2 separate regions of the Mus musculus genome follow, and region 1 is linked to region 2. A link is a loop called in an ENCODE intact Hi-C map of the cell type or tissue named here. Cell type or tissue: heart. All regions are shown on one strand.

The links. A loop is a pair of places that touch in the nucleus more often than their neighbours do. Peaks named below come from ENCODE experiments on the same cell type or tissue, not always from the same donor. Only the 100,000 strongest peaks of a DNase experiment are listed, where the experiment ranks them.
Region 1: it touches region 2 in a loop (2.3-fold over the local background); 2 of 42 quality-filtered maps call a loop at or near these places.

What each region holds. Positions count from the first base shown.
Region 1 is chr4:63,007,448-63,015,447 of GRCm38, forward strand. The region is part of intron 1 of Zfp618 (zinc finger protein 618); the gene reads left to right. Among named protein-coding and RNA genes, the nearest start is that of Gm30764, 32 kb to the left of the region's middle. In heart, no CTCF peak of the experiment used is centred here; a DNase peak (open chromatin) is centred at 3,014.
Region 2 is chr4:62,885,124-62,893,123 of GRCm38, forward strand. No RefSeq gene overlaps it. Among named protein-coding and RNA genes, the nearest start is that of Gm25391, 50 kb to the right of the region's middle. In heart, a CTCF peak has its summit at 4,700 (motif pointing right); a DNase peak (open chromatin) is centred at 6,208; H3K4me3 peaks cover 605 bases; H3K27me3 peaks cover 2,180 bases.

The sequences.
Region 1 (8,000 bases), 120 kb after region 2:
GATGGGAAGAGGCCACAACTCCATTTGACCTTGTTTGATCCTCTCTTGCACTGCACATGACAATCCCAGGGCCTCCTCACTGGCTGTCCCTCAGCTGGCTTACTGGATATGCTTCTCACCAGGACTTTTCTTGGGGACTCTTTAAAATTACTTTATCCCGCATCTTTTGGGGCTTCATTTTCTTCCATGGTTCTATTCCCACCTAACAGCACATACCCTTTAAAAAGAGATTTACAGATTTCTTTCTCATCCCTATCTTTGTTTCTCAACCATAATCCTGGGACGGGGCTTAACATTATTTATTTTGAGCTTTTCTAAAATATTATATTTATTTGTGCACATACACATGTGTGACACAGTAGATGCTGAGGGCCAGAAGACATATACAGGTTCTCTCTTTCCATAATGCAGGTGCCAGTAATGGAAGCTAGGCCGTCAGTCTGGGCAGCAAGTGCCTTCAGCCTCCCTTCCCAGCCATTTCTACGGCTCCAGCTTTTCATTTTAAAATAATTTCAACTTTAAAAAAAACTTACAAAAATAATAGCAAACATTTGCACAGATTTCCACCCAGCTTCTTCAAATGTTAACACCTCGTATAATTATAATATAATGTTCGAGTTATACTATGAAATTAATATTGATACAGGAAATTAAATTACAGGTTGAGTTTCGCTTATCTGAAATTCCTAGGAGCATACATATTCCAGATTTCATACTTTTTCAGGTTTTGGAATATTTGCATATACTCTGCTCTGTCATGTGCTCCTAATCGAGAAGTCAGAAATTAAAAATGTGTTGAGTCCAGCGTATACGTTTTATGTGTGTATGAGGATCTGGAGGCAGCATTGGCTGTTTTTAGGCACCTTTTTGAGACAGGGTCTCTCACTGGCCTGGAAGTTTGCCAAGTTCACTAAGCTGGCTGGCCAGCAAAGCTCCAGGAGCTCACTGGTCTCTGCTGCCCATCTCTGCGTCGCTGGGATCGCAGCCATACACCAGCGTTCCCCATTTTCCCGTGGCTTCCCAGGATCCAGAGTCAGGCCTTTGTGCTTTCAGAGCAAGCCCTTCCCCTCCCGCCCAGGCTCCTAAAGCTTCAGTTTTATAGGCAAATACTTTATTATCTCTTATGTCATATTATATCATATCATGTCTGTCTGTCTGTCTGTCTCTATCTCAGAAGTAATGAATTTTCAGAGTATTTAGATTTCTGGTTTTGGGTCAGGGTTACTTAGTTCATAACAACAATACTATAAATTAATCTCTGTTCCTTACTCAGAATTCGCCAGTGGTCCCATGATAGCCTTCTTCTATCCCAGCATCCAATCCAGGGTCCCACATCCATGGAGCTGCCATGTCTCCTTTGTCTGGGCCCAGATCCCTGCTTGCTCTTTGACTTCTGAGTCCTTGGCCCTTTTAATGAGCTTCCAGCGGTTGTGTAAGCCCACCTCCTGGCTGTCAGATACTTGTCAGATAACTGGAGCCATGCTTTTCTAACAGGAATGTCCATCCCAGTTGTGATGTCGCTTTCCCTGTGTCTTATGTGGTATAGATGCTGGTGACATTAACCTGGAGCACCTGGTGGGTGGGGTGTCTGCCTGGTTTGTGCAAACACACTCATGGGCTGATATTTCCAGACTATGTCAATATTTTGCTACTTCCTCTTCGTCATTTTTAGCATCTATTCTGGATTCCTGCTCAACAGTGAGGGCTGTGATGTCTGCAAATATGATTTTCTATTTCCTTCATTTCCCCTATACTTATTAACTAGGATTCCCCATAGGAAAGCCCTCCCTCCCTCCCGATCTTCTTTCGCTCGTTTTCTTACTCCCTTGTGTTAGCAGTGTACATGTGGATGTGTATTTTAGGTCTCTGAATCTGTCATATGGGTGTAGACTCAGAGTACATATTTTTTTTCTGTTATTGCCATTAGTATTTTTTTATTTTTATATTTATTTATTTAGTTAGTTATTTTTTGGTTTTTTGAGACAGAGTTTCTCTGTATAGCCCTGGCTGTCCTGGAACTCACTTTGTAGACCAGGCTGGCCTCGAACTCAGAAATCCGCCTGCCTCTGCCTCCCAAGTGCTGGGATTGGCTTACGTTGTTGCACATTTGGCTAGTAGCAGCTCCATCACAAAGTCCATCTGTCTTTTAGACAAATCGCCATCTATATAGAACCCTTATAGGCAATCTAGGTCTTGAGAGGGTGCTCCTAGCTCTCCTTGTACCTCAGCCAGGAAGCAAGGGGAGAGTTCTGCCTATATTGTTCATGAGTGTATTCCTGCTGTATATAGTGTCAAGGTACACAGTAGGCTCACGAGGCATCATTGCTGGGTGAACAGTTATGAGGAGGAATCTGGAAAGGAAGATGTGGCAGCCAGCTTCCATAGGCTGGCTTCCATCCCCTGGCTTGCTTCCCCTCCAAGGTCTGAAAAAGCCATTGCCAGTGGAAGGGGAATCTATGTTCTCTCATTTGCTGTTAGTCTTATTATCCATGTTAATGGTTTGACAGGAGCCCAGGGCTTCCCAATCATGTAGAGCTATAGCCAAGCACACAGTGCACTGGGGAACAAGCTGGCAGCTGAGAACCTGAGACAGCCCAGTCCCTGCCAAAGGCTCTGTTGAACCCCAGCCATGGTGGGCATGCTGCTCTGTGGCAAACGGCAGAGCTCCTGGGGTCCCATGGAGTGTGTGGTTTAGGTTGCCTGAAGCCACTTGTAGTCTCCAGTGTCAGGCAGGACTCACTTGAATATTTTATGAGTATTTCTTTATGAAAGATTTAAAACTCAGTCACATTGGCTAAGAAAAAGCCAGTGATAATCAGATTTCTATTTATGAGGTGTGTGTGTGTGTGTGTGTGTGTGTGTGTGTGTGTATGTGTGTGGTATGTACACGAGTGTTAAAGTATGCATGTCCCTGAAGAGGAAACTGGCTGGTAGGCCTTCTAGTCATCCCTCCTGGCAAACTCTGGTGCCAGTAGAGAACTTGGCAAGTTGTTGCCACTTCACAGTCAAGAGAGGCCTGGCTGGCTCCTGGTCTCCTGTTGCCAGGTCTTCCTCAAGCAACATGAAGCCTTTGCGAAGCGGAACCTTCCCCTTGGGCCACAGCCACACCAGCACTGCCTTCATCCAGCTACTCGGTTTGCCTGGTGGAGGGCTGAGGTCTCCCTTATTCTGCTGCACATGGGTCTTGGGAAGTGGGGGAGGTGGGGATATATGGCCTAACTCTGTAAAAGGAGAAACTGAGGTCCAGAGAAAGGGAAGTGATCCACTCTTCATAGGGCACAGAGGAGAAGTTTAATGATCATAAAAATATTATTCAGTCCACAGTAGAGCTGGCCCAAAAGAATCACATCACCTCTAGGATGATGACACCTGTAAGTGCTGCAACTTCACCTGGGCTGTGCTGGGCTGAACCATGTTGAGCAGGGGACTGAACACCTGGTTAGAATTAGGCAGTGAGAAGTTTTGGTCTGGATGTGAACACTGTAGCTCCTGGGATCTAGTTTGGGAGGAGGTCCCAGTCTCTAATGAGGTCACCCTCCCTACATTTATTGCCCCCATGTTTCCAACCTGCTTCCCTCAGCCAGTTGTCTTGGCAATAGGAACCACCTCTGTGATGTCTTGTTTTCACTCCGCAAGAAGCTGTTAATACATAGCTAAGTGGCTCTGGTCCTGTGCTTCTGGCTGAAGGTAGAGACAGAAGGTAGAGAACCATAAGGTACACCCCACAGGGGGCTGTCACAGCAGTGTTGGGGCCAAGGTATAAGAATGTCCTCAGTTTGCATGCCTGTGAGGTGGGCATGAACCAGCAGCCTCTTCGTAGATGACCAGAGGAGACAGTGAGTTAGTTTGAAGTGCCAGGCACAATGTCTGGCCCATGAGAAGGGCTGTGCCATTGAGAGTTGGTGACAGTCATCATAGGATTTAGTCTTAGAGGTACCTATCATAGGTCTGCTAGCTTGCTGTAGCCTTCTCAGCTGTTCCTTTTATACTATCTGAGGATGGTACCTAGCAGTTCCTCTCAAGTGGACATCTGTTGGGTAGTTACAGTGGGACCTCTGCTGGTCTCACTCCAAGCTGTGCACACGGACAGCAGCTTTCTTTGCGATTCAGACCTGGCATTGTTTAGAACTTGCCTCAGATCACATTCAACTGTTTTGCCGTTGTTTGGTACTTGAACGTATATACTGATTTATTATAGTGCTTTGGAGTCCATCAGGCCAAGGTTGGAACTTTGTGACCTGTTGTGTGCACCCCATGTCTTGTTTCTACTTGGTGACTATAGGTACTTCTCTCCAGTTCTCTGCTCTGTTTCCTCATTGGGTCAGTATTACACACATAGATACTGCTCTGGGCTTCAGAGTGAAGGCTTACAGAGCATACAGGAAAGCTGGCCTTGAAACAGGTTGTTGTTAGTGATGTGAGAGGTCCTGTTCGGGTATCTTAGGATTCCTAGGGTGGAAGGATTTTCCCAAGGTCAGAGATCTGAAGATGTTCTAGCCTCTTGTCTGTTGAAGGGATATGTTCTGTCTCTATCCAGTCACCTAAGGGACTCTTCCGTGGCATGACCCAGCAGAGAACCCAGCCTGGTGTTCCAGATTCAAAAGGGATATTCGAGAGCAGTGCTTCTCAACTCTCCTAACTGCTGTGACCCCTTGACACAGTTCTTCATGCTGTGATGACAACCCCCCCCCACACACACCTGAAAACTATTTTTGTTGCTCTTTACTTCATAACTGTAGTTTTGCTACTGATATGAATCACAACTTAACTATATGATCCATAGCATATCTGATATGCACCTCCTATGAAAGGGTCTTTCAACCCTCAGAGGGTTCTCAACCTACAGGCTGAGAACCATTGTTCTAGAGGCTGGTGGCTCATGAGTCATTTAGCTTGGATCTGACCAGGCAGACCCTTGAGGAGAGAAGAAGACCCATGTACTTGTGAAAGGATGGAGACTTTCTTAGCAAGTAAGGCATTTTGAGCTTGTATTGGCAGCTACCCAATGTGACATGCTTATAAAAATGCTTCTTTCAAAGCACAGGACTCCTTCATAAAGTCAGTATTTACTCCTGATGTTTCCTATAAGCCTGGCCTTTCTTGTGGTTTCTTACTTTGCTGTTTCTGTTACTGCTTTTGTTGTATCAAAAGCAATATATGTTGACAGTAGAACATATGGATAAGCAAAATGGGGTCGAGATTCACTCGCTCCCAGACATACTCAGCATGGATGTTGATGTATGACCATCAAGATTTTAAAATAATGCATCTATTCAGAATATATTCAACACTCACATAACTTAAACATTTTTTACACATGAAATATTTACTGAATATTTACTGTTGGTGGATAAGTTAAGGGCCAAAATGTGGAAGTCAGCTACTCCCAAGAACAGTGTATGTAAAGAAAGGAAGAGAAGATAACTTGAAAGTCTAACACCCATTATGAAGGTGACCCTGAGAGTTCTGAGCTCACTGGGGATAATTGATGTGGTGTGGTTTTGCATAGAGTGGAGGGAAATGGGAGGCAGTATGCTGTTCAGTGGAGGACTTGTGGCTGCAGTGTGGAGGTGGGTGTGAGAGCACAGTGTGTTTTGTTGTCTCCATATGGATGTCGGCTACTTCAGCATCATTTGCTGAAGAGATGACCCTTCCTCCCTTAAGTGGGCCTTGCTCCTTAGTTGAAAATGGGCTGACAGTATCTATATGACTAATTTTTGTGCTTTTGATTCTGTTGCAGGATCTATCTCTTTCTTCTTTGGTCATCTCAATACTGTCTTGTTTACTGTAGATTTAGAGTAAGACTTGAGGTCGGGGAGGACCAAGAGGTCCTCTAGTGTGATTGCTCCTCAGTAGGGTTGTTGAGTATTCTGGGTCTCTTACCTTTTCATAGTATATCCTTTATACTCAGTATGTTTTATAGCCACACTATTTGGGCTTTTATCAAAACTGGATTGAATCCCTATGTAACACTGGGGAGAGCCAATGTCTTGGTAATACAGAATCTTGGGAAACTACTGCATGAACGTGGAGTGTCTCTCCAGCTGTTAAGGCCTTTGGTTCCTTCTATTCCTTTTTCCAGGTTATATTCACCCCTAACTTTGTGATGTTGATACAAATACTGTTTTGTTTTGAGTTTTAGTGCACAGCTCTTCACTGTTAGTCTTCAACAGGGAAGCAGCAGACTTGTATGTTTATCTTGTATCCTGCAACCGTCCTGAGACTACTTGTTAGTTTCAGGGGTTCTTTGTTTCTTTATTACTTCTGCAATAGATGACATATCATCTGTGAACAAAAGCACCTTCCTACCTATGCACCACCCCTCCCTCCCTCCTTCTTTATCTCATGATCTAGGGCTTCTGGCATGAGTTGGAATAGAAATAGTTCTAAATGCCATCTTTGCCTTATCTCTGGTCTTACGGGAGAAGGCATTTGGTTTCTCTCCATTAATTAAAATACCAGTTGTGTTTTTTCCTTTGTAGATATTCTTTATCAAGTTGAGGGAAGTTTTCTTTTCCTAGGTTGCAGTCATAAATGAGTGCTGGATCTCGTCAAATGTGTATGTATTTAAAAGGGTGTGTAGTTTCTTGATATGATGAAGTACACTAATTGAGTTTAAGTGTTGAACTAACCTGGAACATGTGATCAGGATGCCTTGTTTACACATGTGAAATTGTCAAAAAATAAATAGAAGATATCCTATTAAAATATAAAAATGTATTTTAATTTTCACTTAGTTTAAAACTTCAAAATTGATAGTCCCCCTTTAATGTGTGCTGCTTTTATTAAGTCTCCAAATGTTTTAGGTGTTCTGGTAGTCTGTTACTGAATTTCTAGTTTACTGTCATATGATCTAAGGCCACAGAGGCGTTCTGTTCATTTCAGCTTGTTAAGGTATATCCAATGCCCCGGTATCTGTCTCAGTGAATATTCCACATGGACTTGAGAAAAATGAATCCTATGATGTTGTTGAATGAAATACTCAATAAATGTCAATTAGGTGAAGTTGATTGACAGTGCTGTTCAGTTTTAACTGTATTTGTACTGATTTCCTGCTCTCTGTATCTGTTGGATCCAGGTAGATGACATTAATGGTAGATTTGTTCACCTCTCCTTTAAGTGGTTTAGCCTTTCACAGTGCTGTTGGGCTGCTCAGCTGAGGACTGAGGTCCTCTCTACAGATTGTCTCCTTTATCATTGTGGAATGCTTCTTTTATGTTTGGGAGCTTTCCTTGCTCTGACTTCTACTTTGAATTCATGTACTCGCCCAGGGTTATTTTAATTAGTGTTGGTATGATATACCTATTTTTGTGTGTCTTGACTTTCAATCCATATCTACCCAGGCCTGGATCTGTTTTTGTGTTGTTGTTCTTATTGTGTTGCGTGTGTGAGTATGTGTGTGTGTAGGTTTCTTGTAGACAGTGTATAGTTGGGTCTTGTTTTTAATCTGCTCCAATAATTTGTCTCTTAACTCTGTATTTAGAACAGTCATAGTTAAAGCGATTGTGATATAATTATTTACCATGTCCTTATTGTTTTCTGTTTGCTGCCTGAGTCCTGTGCTTCTTTCCCTTAATTTTTTTGAGGGGGTGGGGTGGGGTAGAGGGGATGGTGTTTCTTTGATTTTAATTACACATGTTCTTTTACTATTATCAACTCTTAATTGCCCACGAGTAGGCAGTCTACATGTGTTACTCATCTGTTTTCAAACAACACTCTGCCGCTCACAAGGAGTGCCAGATACTTATCATAGTTTAAACACCCTTTGGCTTTTGATGGGTACTAGATACCCACTAAGTAAAAATCACTATTACCAACAATGCATTTAGTTCTCCTGGACCATCATCAAGTCAAATATGATGAGTTTAACAGTCTCTAATCTCAATCCCTCACTACAGGGTTTATACTCATTTCACCTATACTATAAATGCAACCTATTGATGTTGTTTCTAACACTGTTACATGTCAGATACATTTAAAAATTAGAAAAACAAAAGACT
Region 2 (8,000 bases):
TTTTCTGATTCTCTCTCTGTACTTGCATGTCTACAAGGTCTTGGGTCCCTGTCCCTCTGTTCCATACTTTAAGCTCCATTTCTCTTTGGGAGCCTCTCACAGACCCATGCAGGTAGTGTGAGCGTCAGAGGTAAGGCTGTGCAGCAGAGAGAAGGTTCTAGAGAACTGCATGGGGTTCACTTCAAGCTCATTCTTCTCACTTGCCTTTTACTAGCTGGATAGGACAGGATTCAGCCCCTGCACGGGACAGTACACAAACCTATGCTAGAAAAGCCCCAGCTGTCTTGAAGATCTGGCTTTAGGCAGGGCTGGATCCAGGTGCTGAGCGGTGAGGACACAGACGTCTCCATCCCACTCACAGTTACGTTCCCTCTACACTCACTTCCTTTGCCACTGGGGAGAAGACAGGAATGACGGGGCAATGGGGAGAAGTGGAGGAGCCTATTTAACAAGCAAAATTTCCTTGAAGGGAAAAGGGGGTAAGAAAGGGAAAAATGTGAGGATGAAAAGTCAGGAGATCTGAAGCCAGCCGCCCACCTCAGCTGACTCTTTCTCCTTAGAATGACAGTACCAGCAGCCATGATGCCAGACGCAAGATAAATATACAAGAATTGGTTGTATATTTGACAGTAGCAATAAAAAAAAATCAAGGAACAAAAAAATGCTCAGATTATTGTCAAAAAGAATTCTCAATCTATTTGGCAACATGAGTGCAAGACTTTGCCACTTGAAACTACAAAGCATCCCTGAAAGGAAAGACTCGAAAGTTAAAGCCAGGCAAAGACATCCTGCTCTTGTGGGAGATTTAATATTGCTGAGACGTTCGTGAAACTGCAAAACGTGAGCAGTTCCTCTTCAGAAATCATCAAACTGACCCTGAATCACACAGAAACCCAAGGGTGGGGATTGTGGATGCCAGGAAGTGCATGCTGATAGGAGTCTGATATGGCTGTCTCCTGAGAGGCCCTGTCAGAGCCCTACAAATACAGATGCAGGTGCTCACAGCCAACCATTGGACTGAACTCGGGGTCCCTAGTAGAGGAGTTAGAGAAAAGACTGAAGGAGTTGAAGGAGTTTGTAACCCCATAGGAAGAACAACAATATCAACCAACCAGATCCCCAAGAGTTCCCAGGGACTAAGCCATCAATAAAGGAGTACACATGGCTCCAGCTGCATATGTAGCAGAGGATGGCCTTGTCATGCATCAATGGGAAGAGCGGTCCTTAGTCCTATGAAGGTTCGATAGATGCCCCAGGTGGAAAGGTAGGAGTGGGTAGGTGGGTGGAGGAACACCCTCATAGAAGCAGGGGAGCGGGGTGAGGATGGGATAGGCGGTTTCCTGGAGGGAGGGAAATCGGGAGAGGGGATAACATTTGAAACGTAAATAAAGAAAATATCCAATAAAAAAGGAAGGAAGGAAGGAAGGAAGGAAGGAAGGAAGGAAGGAAGGAAGGAAGAGATAAGTCAGAGGGCTCACAGTTTTCAGATTCAACACTTTCTTCAAATGTCATAGTCAGGGTTGCTCTTGCTGGGAGGAAACACCCACAACAAAAGCAACACTGGAAGGAAAGGGTTAATTAGGCTTGCATTTCCACACCACTGTTCATCAGGCCAGGGACTCAAGCAGGAAAGGGACCCAGAGGCAGGGACTGATTCAGAGGCCATGAAGGAGTACTGCCTGCTGGCTTGCTCCTCATGACTTGCTCATCCTCCTTTGCTATAGAACCCAAGACCGTCAGTCAGCCCAGAGATGGCCCCACCTGCAACAGGCTGGGACCTCCCCTATCAATCTCCAGTTAAGAAAATGCCCTATAGGCTCATCTACATCCTGGTCTTATGGAGGCATTTTCTTAATTGTGGCTTCCTCCTCTCCAATGATTCTAGCTTGTGTCCAGTTGATGTGAGACTGTCCAGCATCAGGAGGCAACACGGCACAAAGAATGAGCACAAAGGTCAAGGGCACAGAACTGAGCACACAGGAACAAGCCCTCCATCCATGGCTGGCAATGGAGTTTTGACAAGGATGCTGAGACAATGCAAGGGGGCAGAGTCGTCCAATGGTCTGGGCCTGGGTCAGTGTTGGCTAACACGTGTGAACCCTTGGTTCAATATCCAGTGCCTCATAAACAGGTCTAGTGGAGCACACCTGTAGTCTTAACTCTCAGGAGGGAGAGACAGGAGGGTCAGAAGTTCAAGGCCATCCCCAGATACACAGTGAGTTCAAGGCCAGCCTAGGAGATGTGAGGCCCTGTCTATTGATAAGTAAATACAAATCAGCTGGGATACAGGCTTTCCATACACAAATGAGTAAGCTCACCCCTCGCCTGTTATTGAAATTAAATCCAAGTGGATCATAGATCTAAATGTGAGAGCTAAAACTCTAAAACCCTTAGAAGAAAATAGAGGTATAAATATAAGTGCTTTGTGTGAAATCATATATCTTTTTAAGCATAGCAGCAAAAAAAAAAAATCCAAAAATAGACCTCAAAGAATAAAAAAATTAATTTAAAATATGCTATCAGGAGAATTGGGAGGAAGTACCCGTGATTCATACATCTGATAAGAGCTCTGTGTGGTGTGTGGAAGACACAGAGAAATATTGCAGCTCAAGAAAGTTTAAAAGTCGTTATTTCCCCAAATACCCAAAGATTTGATATGTATCTTAAGAAAGGCACACAAATAATGGAAGGTACACTAGGCAAATGCATACCAAAACCGCCAGGCGGGGCTCCTTCACGTCTGCTATGATGGCCATAGTTGATGCAGACTCACAAGCTTGATGGAGACACAAAGATACTGAGCTCCAGAGGGGCAGGCCCCTCTCCTTTGGAAAATAATATGGTACTGAGTTCAACACTCAGTAGGTCCACTCCTCCAATGCCAAAGGAATCAACGACACATGTATACATGGAAACACTCAGAGGATGCTCATGGCTGCTTAACTCTGAATGTAGATGAATGGTTGCCAGTGGCTAGAAGTGGGGGTGAGGAATAACTGTTAAAGAGTCTGGAGTTCCTATGAGGTAATGAGAATGTTCCTGAACACGGTAGCAATGCTTGTGATTTTGACAGATATTAAAACTGCTGGGTGTGCACGTCAAGATGAATTGGTAGTAACTAATTCTTTCTCAATAAAGGTATAATTTCTAAAACTAGTATGGCAACACCCTTCAAACAGCATAGTTATGGGGAGTGAACTGATCACACCTGAAGCATCTTGCGCATGCCAGGCACAGAGGAAAGACTTAGTGCATCTCATTTTCCTTTCTGGAATGACCATACCCCACTTCCTCAGCTACCCTCCCCAGCCCTAGTTATGTGATTCCCATCCCCCGCAACCTCACTATGTAAGGTAGCTGGTCCCTCTTGCTACTTCTAGAGCAGCCAGGGTCATTACTAAGATGCCTCCGCCATTGTTGCTTACAATAACGCGTAGGATACTCATGTCCATAAGAATGCAACCACCTCTCCGTGCAGCCCCAGGACTGGGGAGATGGCAGTGTAGCTCTGTGAATCCAAGCCAGCCTCTCGGCCAGTTTGACTCTGGGGTTTCCTTCTGCTCCGTTTCCATGAGGACAGTTTATTAGTCCACGATGACAGGGATCCTAGGTATTGGGCGTTTGGCTGGGGTTGATGGGGAAGCTATTTTAAGTCCCTGGAGTTCAAGGGTATGTGCCTCAGCACTTTTGTTTGGATTGATTTGTAGTCCTGCTTGCTTGACCTTGCTATTTAAAATAGTTCGAAGAAGAACAGAAAGAAAAGAACCATTCCAACCAGAGATGCAGATGGGTCCTAGCCAAACCCACCTCCCGCTGACCTTGAATGCGGCCTTCCACAGTGACCATGAAGCCAGAGGGACAGCTCAGCAGAACAGCCCAGCAGAGGGGAAGAGTCTGGGGAGGACCGAGGGGTGGATTGCCAAGGTTGCTAAAGGATCCAGAGACAAAGAGCAGTAGAGTCCAGATTGCCGACGTCTCAATGTCTCAACACTGTTAGAAGTGTTTACCTGTTGGCTAAGTGTCTTGAGCCAGGTGCCTGAATGCCTTCTGAGATTACAAACCTCGATCCACACAGCATGCAGTGAGCTAAGATGTGACCAATGTCTTACAATGGAGAAACGGAGACTCCCTACTTTGTAGAGTTTCCCTTCATGCCCAAGTTCATATGGCCAATAAGATGACAGGGGTGGAGTCTGACCTTCGAGCCAGCCCTCCAGCCACCAGGAAGCCATCCTCATTCAGAAAACCAATAGGGCTCTGAGCAGGAACCATGTCAGCCAGGTGATTGCCCCAGACCAGTGACACCATTCCTCCGCTTGGGTTTCCTGGGAACCTGAAGCAAGCTAATCAGTATGCAATGTGCCACACCTACCTTGCAACCATTCATATACACTGTCATCTCCCTCTCTCTGCCCAGACTGAGAGTCCACGTCCAGCCTAGAGCTGCGCAGACTACTGGATTTTGTCACTTAAAGCTGAATCCCAATCTTGGACTGGGGGCCAGGACATCCATATGGATTTCCTGTGTGTTCTTAAATAATCCACTTAACCTCTCTGGCCCCCAGTTACCTCATACATAAGGTAAATTAAGGACCCTTGCTTTTCCTACAAGATTGCTCTGTAGATTCAGAAGAGTTGCCTGATGTGGGTGAATATAGAACCCTCCCAACAGATAGGATGTAATGAGAGGGAATGACCAGTAGGTGGCAGTGCTTCAAAGCGCCCGTGGGAGGTCCAAAGCATCCCTTCCCAATCAGGTGTAGGGGACATCAGCCTTCCACAAGCTCCACACACCTGTAAAGTTAAAAAGGAAAGTCAGAGAGACATGTTCCTTCCAAGGGCCCAGGATACCACAGTGGTAGCATCAGGATCAGACCAAGTTGGCTTGCCTGCTGAATGCCCTCACTGAACCTCTATCAGAATCCCGCGGTGTGCAAGTGCTCATGGGAGCCCTTTCCTCTGAGCATTACAGTTGCAACCTGTCTGTGCTTTCTAGCCTCACCTAACAACACATTTACCCCCTCTCTGCTCCTGGATGGGTGCTCACCCAACAGGCCCTGTAGATCAGACAGGGATAGCTATCAGAAGCATACTGCATCGACCAGGGACCCAAAAGGGCAGAGTCTAGCCCAGCTCCACCTCCAGCTTGCTGTGTTACCTTGGCTAAGGCGTTCAACAGTAGGTCATAAAATCAATTCCATATAACAATAAAATTAGCATCTATCTACTTCAGTATAAAATGGCTCCATGTTTATACACACAACCTGACAGAAAAGATGTTCTTGGCTTTTGTCCCTCGTGTGCACGTCGTGGGTGGTGTGTGTGTATGCTTGCAGGTGTAAGGGTGTACTGTACATGTGTCGTGCACATCTGTAGAGGTCAGAGAACAGCCTTGCCTCCCACTTTGTTTGAAGTAGAGTGTCTTCTTGATGCTCCAAACACTCTCTCTGCTAGCTGTCTTTCAGGATCCTGTCTCTATTCCCCATCTTGCCTTAGAAGTAGTGGGTTTACATATACGTGGGCGCCAGGGATCCCAATTCAGGTCCCCACATTTGCAAAGCAAGCACTTTACCCACTGAGCCATTTCCCAAGACATAAATAGCATTCCTTTTGTGAGTCAAAAATGCACAGTTGAGATCTGAGAATCCCTCCGTCACCCACAAGAGTAGTTCCAACTGTGCAGTCCTCAGTCGGCTCCCTCTCCTCACAGCCTCAAGCCAGGGACGTCCTTGCCAGAGTGCTTCTGCCGGTGACCTGGTGCTGGAGAGTGGAAAAGGTCTAGTAAATGCATCCCTGATCACTGCTTCCTTCCCCAAAACAGCCCCTCCCCCATTTTATCCTCCACTCGTTTGTATGAAGATGCTGTAACCCCCACCTACAGAGAATCACACTAAGGCTGGGAGAGGTACAGAGATTTGCCAAGATCTCACCCTGGCTGGGGGGCCCCTGCATCCGCGCAGAGCTTAGGGTAGGCATTGCCTTCTGCCTGTGGCCAAGACTGAGAACCGGCCTGAGCCGCTTCCACGTTGCCTACCAGCACCCTCCATCCCTCTTGTTCCAAGTCACTTTTATTTTCTCTCTCTTTCAAGTTTGATTGAATTTACAGTTAATGAATCCAACTTTGTCATTTAGGAGATGCTGGCGCAATAAGACCTGACAGGGAGAGAGTGATGGCGCAATAAGTCGTTCGGGAGCTGCAGCTGTCCCTGCTCACTGTCTTGAGCAATGGCTGCCCCATCGGGCTCGGAAGAAGCCACTGGACTCTCAGCAGGAGCAAGGCGGGGTGGGAGGGGCATTTCATTTAGGTACAGAGCTCAGAACAGAATTTCTGGATTAGCCCCTTGCAAAGAGGGCTGGGGATGGGAGGGGCAGACAAGTGGGACAAGTGGGTACGAGCTCTCCCGCTGAGCTGCTTGCTGTGCATCCTTGGATAATTCACTCTGACCTTTCTGGTCTTCAGTTTCTTCATCTGCTGAATGGAGCAATGGCCCAAGGTGGTGACTTTCTAAATTGCAGGAAGAGGCATAGATGCTTGTTAGACAGAATTTCAAGGTAATTAGTTGACAGTCAAATGAGTGCCTTGACACCTCTCTCTCTCTCTCTCTCTCTCTCTCTCTCTCTCTCTCTCTCTCTCTCTCTCTCTCTCTCTCTCTCTCTAAGGGAGCTCTGCCTCCGGTCCTGCCATTGGGCAGTGATGGCGGAAGGACCCCTAGGAGAATGAGAGAGAACAATCTTGAATAAACAAAACTTTCAAAACTTCAGAACTAATTAAAGAGAGAGCTGGCACTTCAGATAGAAAACACAGACCTGCTCAGCAAAACTGGGTCTTGGAGGGCAGACCCAAATGCTCAAATACCGTAGGGGTCCAGGGCTGTCACCCTTTGGATGTTTACCCTGCCCTGACACTGTTTTTAAAACCACGTGATGGGAAGTGCATGAAACATGGGTGGAGAGTGGTCAAGCCGATTGCTTCCGTCTCTTGAAGCATTTCTCCAACCCCACAACCCCACTCCACACAGGCAGCGCTGCACCTTCGTCTCTTTGGTTTTATTTCTTCATTTTTGAAGTATGAAGAAACAATAATTTGAATGTCAGCAAGATGACTTAGTGGATAAAGGGGCTTGCTGCCAAGACTGATAACCTGAACTCAATCCCTGGAATCTACGTGGTGGAAGGAAAAAAACCTCTCTTTCTCTCATTCCCTCTCGTATATACACACACCTGAGAGAAAAGTTTCATTTTACCTATATTTGAAATGCTGTGTGTATTTTTGAGTATGTGTTCATATGGAAGTCAAATTAGGGAGGTTGTTTGTTTGTTTGAGACAAGGTCTTGTTATACAGTCTCAGCCAGCCTTAAACTCAGTCTATAGTTCCCACTAGCCTTGAAATCCTGATCTCTCTGTGTCCTAGCCAGGGTCACCACTACTGTGGCAAAACACATAACCAAAGCCACGTGGGGAGGCCAGGGCTATGTGACTTGCACTCCCACTTTGTCATTCTTCATCAAAGGACGTCAGGACTACAACAAGCAGCAGGAACCTGGAGGAAGGAGTTGATTTGGAGGCTGTGGAGGGGGGCTGCTTATTGGCTTGTTCCTCATGGCTTGCATCACCTGCTTTCTTAGAGAACCCAGGACCCCACCCCCAACCCCCAGTCCAGGGATGGCCCCACCTACAATGTGCTGGGCCCTCCCCCATCAACCACTAATTTAAAAAAATGTCTTATAGCCTTATCTTAATTGAGGCTTCCTTCTCTTTGATGACTCTAGTTTGTGTGTCAAGCTGACATAAGAATAGCCAGCACCTGCTGTCTGGGCCTCCCAGCACTAGGTTAGAGGTGTGTACAGGTGCCTGGTTCTTTATTATGTTTTTAAAATGCATCCTAGAGGGTGCAGCTCAGTGCTAAAGAGTCTGCTGACATGTATAATGCTGAAGGAAGAAAGGAAGGAAGGGAGGGAGAAAGGGGAGGGAGGGAGGGAGGGAAATATTTGGGGTAATG